Linked DNA regions of Homo sapiens: region 1 is linked to region 2. Evidence: chromatin contacts called from ENCODE Hi-C or POLR2A ChIA-PET data. All regions are on one chromosome and are shown on one strand. The core of a region is the stretch at or near the end of the contact, and the rest is flanking DNA. Distances in the headings are between cores, read along the strand shown. Region 1 overlaps SLC38A4-AS1 (SLC38A4 antisense RNA 1). Region 2 overlaps SLC38A2 (solute carrier family 38 member 2).

Region 1 (2,927 bases), core at 85-2,584, 98 kb before region 2:
CTATAGTCACGTTTTTATTTCATCCTTAATTTCCCACGCTTTTCAAAGAGCCATATTATAACTCTTTCTCAAATATTTGGGAGGAAGTATTTTGATTGTGAAAATAGATGCTCCGAGAGTACCTAAGCCAAATAAATATTTACATTCTGCCTTTTTAGTTGAACAATTGACTTTGTTCTTTAGCATTTAGGTCAAAATACTTAAAAGTTTTAAAACATCAATAACAAGAGGATATGATTTTTCACCAGATAGTCTAAACTTACAGGTTTTAGCAAAACCTTCACAAGAAGGAATTGAGTAATTTAGAAATGTTAATGTACACACACCGTAAAAATAAAAAAAGGGGGTTGGGGTGTTGGCCACTTATTCTTTTTAACTAAAAAAAAGTCTCTCTTCCTCTTCCCTGTGTTTATGTAGTTAAGCCTTGGTGAGCATTTACAACCACTTACATCATTATAATGATAACCTCAATCTGCTGACTTTATGTAGGATTTATATCAAAAGAGTCTTGGAGCTTAGTATGCCTTATTTCATTTTCAGAGCATCCTTGTACATCACCATGTGACCAGTATCTTATCTGTATCATACAAAATTAAAACCAGATGTACTAGGAGACAAAGCAGCTTTCTCAAAGGAGATAAAGTCACATAATTATCAACTTAATGAAACTTGGCTTCAAACTCATGTCTTCTCTTAATACAGCCAAGTTTTTCCCCACTAGATTATTCTTCCTTTATATAAATTTAAGAAGTCATGGTGGCAGCTGAGCAGAAAGAACTGACTACCTGGAAAAACTCCAAGATTTTTTTGAGCTTGGGTTAACCTGACCCAGCAGAAGCTCTGAGACTTGGAAGAGAGGGAAGCAAGGCTATAAGAACTATTCATGTTTTTTGACACTGAGGAACACGTAAATTACTGATAACAGGTCAGCAAAATGAAAGTGTAAAAAAAGTGAGAAACATCAGTGTTTCATAATCAACTTTCATCATGGGCTTCACTGGAAACTCTTCTTCCAACTCTGAGCTGCATATCAAGCCTTGGAGCAAACACTCCTTCCATCTGAACTCTCCCTTGAGTTGTAGGAACTGCTCCTGTGGGTGCTAGAAAACAAGATTCTCCTGAAGCTGACTTAGAGCAGGTGGCTTTGTGTGAGGAAGACTGCAGAGGTGTGTCAGGTGTGTCCAGTTGCACTGAATTGTTCACATTTTTGACACTGGAATTTTGCACATTCTTTGGAAATAAGCCGTTCATTTGGATTCCCACAGTCACCTCTCCCAAGCCTGACTTGAGCTGCCAAGACTGAGTCACCTTCTCTACTCAGTGGGTCATATTACTGGTGGCAGGTTCCACCTGTTTTAGTATTTGCTTGAAAACAAAAGTGATCTTTGAGAGTTGAGTGACAGGGGCTGCTGAGCAGGCTTCCAAACCAATTGTGGGAGAGATCAAGATAACCAGTCACCTACAAGAGGAATTATGAAGACAACTAAGCCAAAAGAGAGTGTTCCAATAGATACCTTTGTCCCAATATCTTTCTTGGGATTAACCAGTGTTGGGCAAGGTTATCAGTTTAAACAGAAGTAGGAGAGGAAGTAAGCTTAAATTGCAGCAGAAAGAATGCTGGTCTGATAGACTGGAGAACTTCAGAACATGTTGGAGGAAAAAGAGTAGATCTCTACATAGATCTCTAAAGTAGACACCTGGAAATATATCCATCACGAGCCTGTCCAATACTAAAATTATCTGGGAGGAAACAGGCTTCAGCCAAACGAAGCACCTTTGAGAGAAAATCCAACCCTTAAGTTCTCTCATCCCTGCCCTCTACGACACCCCACTAACACTTGTTTTGCAAATAAATTGCTATATTCCTGAATATAATGCCAGAAACCAATTTCTTCCAGCACAGCTTTTCACCCTACTTAGCTTCTCAAAAGCATCACCCCTTTCCTACCATCTCCCATCAGTGGATGAAGTGATAGTCCCACTTAATAACTATTTAAGCAGTGGGCAAAGTTCTGTTATGCTCTATCTTAACCTTGCAAATCCAAGAAAGGGTTGTCAGCTCTTATAGAAACAGGAAACCATGTCAGCGTGTGGTAGAGAGAGCAAGTAGTTAAAGAGAAGCTCAAAGCCAGGCAGGATGGTGTTCACCTGTAGTCCCCAGCTACTTGGAGGCAGTGGAGGGAAGATGGCTTGAGCCCAGGAGTTCCAAGTTGTAGTGCACTATCATCATGCCACTGCATCTGCACTCCAGCCTGGGTGACAGAATGAAACTCTGTGTCTAAAAGAAAAAAAAGAAGAAGAAGCTCAAAGGACCTGGGCCTTCATTTCATCCTTGCCACTTGCCATTTGTGTGGCCTTGTGTTAGTGACTCGACAGCTCTCTACCTGCTTTCTCCCTCATAAAAACCTACTAATGTCGGAATGTGGCACTTGGCAGATTGTCTCTCTTCCTCCTGCACCTGGAAGGCATCAATAATCAACATTTCCACGGGTCACTCGTGTTAAAGGTTTCATGTCATTCCCTAAGGACATTTTTATTTCTGGAATATGTATATTCTGATCATTATGAGCCCAGGAAAAATCCAAGAGATGGTCAAGGCCATCAAGTTCAACACTCAATTTGCTTAAAGTCAACCCTTTATAAGTCAGCCAACATAGTGTTAATAATATTCATATATATGTGTGTGTGTGTTTATGTTATTAACATTATGTTGGCTGACTTATAGAGGATTAACTTTAAATAAATGTATCTATGTATATCTGTATATGTATAAACATGTATATATGTATATACACACAGACACATACATAGCCATATATATATATATATCTGAAATCTAGCCTCTCACAAAATAATTCACTTTAAGAAACAAGAGTAATTTTGTGATTGAAAATTATTTCAATGTAGGAATCATCAGCGAAATCAGT
Region 2 (2,768 bases), core at 212-2,711:
TGGCTATTTAAGGTTCAAAATCAAGTGCCTAGGGAAAATTCCAATGGATGATTTTCTGGGAGCTATCTTGTCTACCTTGAGGTTCCTGAACAATGAATTCCCATTAATGAGCAGTCTTCAGTATTAAAACCACTGTCTTGTCACCTCATTTTGCATTACTGTCTTCCGTGGATGTTTCAGTTACAACTGTAATGTTATTTATAGAACAACATTAATCCATTAAAGCTAACCTATTTTTCAATATTTATGATAATCTATGTACATATATTGTCTGTCCATATGTATTTGTAAATAGGTTGTATATAATGTCAGGTTTGGGTCTTGGGTTCAAGTGTATATATTCCTGTAAGTTTCTTAACTGCATTTTGATGAATTCACATTATGTAACTATAAGAATTGTCCCAAAAGTACCTGTACAGAAAATTGAATATTGAAAAATTGACAAATTGTGTACAAACACTAAAAAAAACTTGTTTAAATTGTATTTGCAATAAACAACATCAAATTTTTTCATGAAATCTTGGTACAAATTCAGATCTCTTATTTAAAATTTAAATAAGGAATACATTTTCAAAATGCAGTAATCAAAATGTGATCTAGTGTAATGAAATAAAATGTGATCTAGTGTAATGGAAGACCTTTGAGAACCTGGGTGTATTAACTTTGTGTATATAGTGTAAATATCCCCACTGTACTGTTAGAGGCCAACAATTCTAGTATGGCTTGTTGGCAAAGAGTGCTACACCGTTTCAATGAAACAATGTATGTTTGTTTTAACTGAACTAAAATAAATACATGCTTAATCCTGAGTAGCAGTGTTTTTTGTTTTGTTTTGTTTTGTTTTTTTCAGGTAATGGGATAGGCAGTGTCTAATGCAAATTGCATTGTAACTGCAGTACCTAGCACCTAGTAGGTGTCCATATGTTTGTGATGAATGGTCAGGAAAAAAAGTTTAGGTTCCCAGAGATTCTAAGTTTCCAAAGTGAGAAGGAATGGAAAGTCTTGGAGAGTTGGGGGAAGATGCTAAAATGCATCATAAGAGCCCAGGCTCAGCCCTGCTGATGGAAATAAATAGGTCAATAATGTATCAGAATCAACTGGAGAGCCTTTTAAAACCACAGCTTTCTGAAACGTGCCTAGTTTGTCTGATTGCAAAGGTCCAGCTGTAGGGTAGCCCAGGATCTGGTTTTTTACTTAAGAAGGCCACTCGGGTGATAATGATGCACAAACTCCAGGAGCAATCAAGTGGCCTGGAAAGAAGTTGGGATATGTTCAGTTTGGTGAAAAAGTCACAGGAAAAGAGGAATTAATGGACAAGCTGGTGCGTGTAACAGCATGGTTTTACTTGAGCAACAGTGGAAGTGGGAAGGTTACTAAGATACACAGGCTAGTTTAGGTATGGCCTACTGATAAGTCCGAAAAGCTTGAGGCTTGTGAAATGAAATAACCAGAGCTGAAACAGAAAAGACCACACCTTGGGATAGTCAAGTATGCCTGATGGTAGTTCCAAAGTCAGGAAACGTCTCCAAGAAACTTAATATGCAGTTACTAATGATGGTCAAATGAGAAGGATTAGGAAAGGCAGCAGAATTTGCAACAAATCAATTGAAGAATGACTTGTGGAATTTTCAAGTATTCATAGGCAAGCTCTAACTGAACACCTACCATATGCAACTAACATGCTCATTGGAAAGAGGGTAGGGTTATGTGTCAGACGAGTTCTAACAAAATCCATACACTTTCAAATGTGCTATTTTTTAGAAAAAAATGATACCAGCTGGTCGTGGTGACATACCTGTAGTCCTAGCTACTCCAGAGGCTTAGGCAATAGCAGTACTTGAGCCCAGGAGCTTGAGACTAATCTGGACAGCATAGTGAAACCCTTTGTCTCAAATAAATAAAATACAAAAAATTACCAAAGTGAACCAGAATGCAAATTTATTTATCTACAATTAGAAATATACTGGGTGAAGCCAGGCGTGGTGGCTCATGCCTCTAATCCCAGCACTTTAGGAGGCCAAGGAGGGTGGATTGCTGAAGCCCAGGAGTTCAAGATCAGCCTGGGCAACATGGTGAAACCCCATCTCTACAAAAAAATACAAAAATCAGCCAGGTGGTGTGCACCTGTAGTCCCTGCCACTTGGAAGCCCAGGGAGGTCAAGGCTGCAGTGAGCCGTGATCATGCCACTGCACTCTAGCCTGGGTGACAGAGTGAGACCCTGTTAAAAAAAAAAAAAAAAAAAATTGGGAGTGAAGGAAGGCAGGAAGGGAGTGAGAAAGGAAAGAAATTGGGTTGACATGTCCACTGAATATAAAAATACGGTACTCTAACCAGGGAGCTAGCTATTCCAGAGAGATTTCCATTAAGCTTAAGGAATATTCTAGGAACATTTCTAAATAAAGAACCAGAGCTGTTTGTCTTGACGTAGAAATTTAGAAATACACCTGGACATTTGGCTTAGTCAAATTTCTGATAACAAAAAAATCCGTTTAAATTAGTTTAAGCAAGAATGGCAGATGGAGAGAACTCCTTAAAAGATTGGGATGCCTCAGAGAATTAAAAGATAAACAGCTTCCAAAAATCAAAAACTGTCTTTGTTTTAGAGACCTCAATGACAGAAATGTGTGAAATTTCACTATAGAACTATGCAACTAGATTCTGAGCTTCTTGTTTTCAGTTCAATTTCTCAATACAAATCGGCCAGTAATGGGTCAAGATTCCACCCTAATCTCAAATGTAGTTTGGTGGGCAGGGTAACACAGTACAA

What was found. Hi-C counts contacts between places; a loop is a spot of excess contacts on that map. ChIA-PET counts read pairs that join two places held with the same protein, here RNA polymerase II (POLR2A).
Region 1: POLR2A ChIA-PET joins it to region 2 with 15 read pairs in activated T-cell. The contact joins two enhancer-like sites. A Hi-C loop is called at or near these places in 1 of 168 maps with a recorded cell type or tissue (HCT116). POLR2A ChIA-PET finds 5 or more read pairs at or near these places in 13 of 52 experiments (Caco-2, H1, HCT116 and 9 more).

Annotation. Positions count from the first base shown.
Region 1 is chr12:46,454,363-46,457,289 of GRCh38, reverse strand. The region is part of intron 2 of SLC38A4-AS1 (SLC38A4 antisense RNA 1); the gene reads right to left. All of the region lies in intron 1 of LOC124902923 (a long non-coding RNA gene), which reads left to right. Among named protein-coding and RNA genes, the nearest start is that of SLC38A4-AS1, 72 kb to the right of the region's middle. Within about 2 kb of position 1,334, at least 6 of the 41 ENCODE cell types and tissues checked have a DNase peak (open chromatin) inside an H3K27ac peak, as active enhancers do; they include HCT116 and PC-9, where a contact is called at or near this core.
Region 2 is chr12:46,356,229-46,358,996 of GRCh38, reverse strand. SLC38A2 (solute carrier family 38 member 2) reads left to right here. Exons shown (of 16, transcript NM_018976.5): 16 at 1-809. Among named protein-coding and RNA genes, the nearest start is that of SLC38A2, 15 kb to the left of the region's middle. Within about 2 kb of position 1,461, at least 5 of the 41 ENCODE cell types and tissues checked have a DNase peak (open chromatin) inside an H3K27ac peak, as active enhancers do; they include HCT116 and PC-9, where a contact is called at or near this core.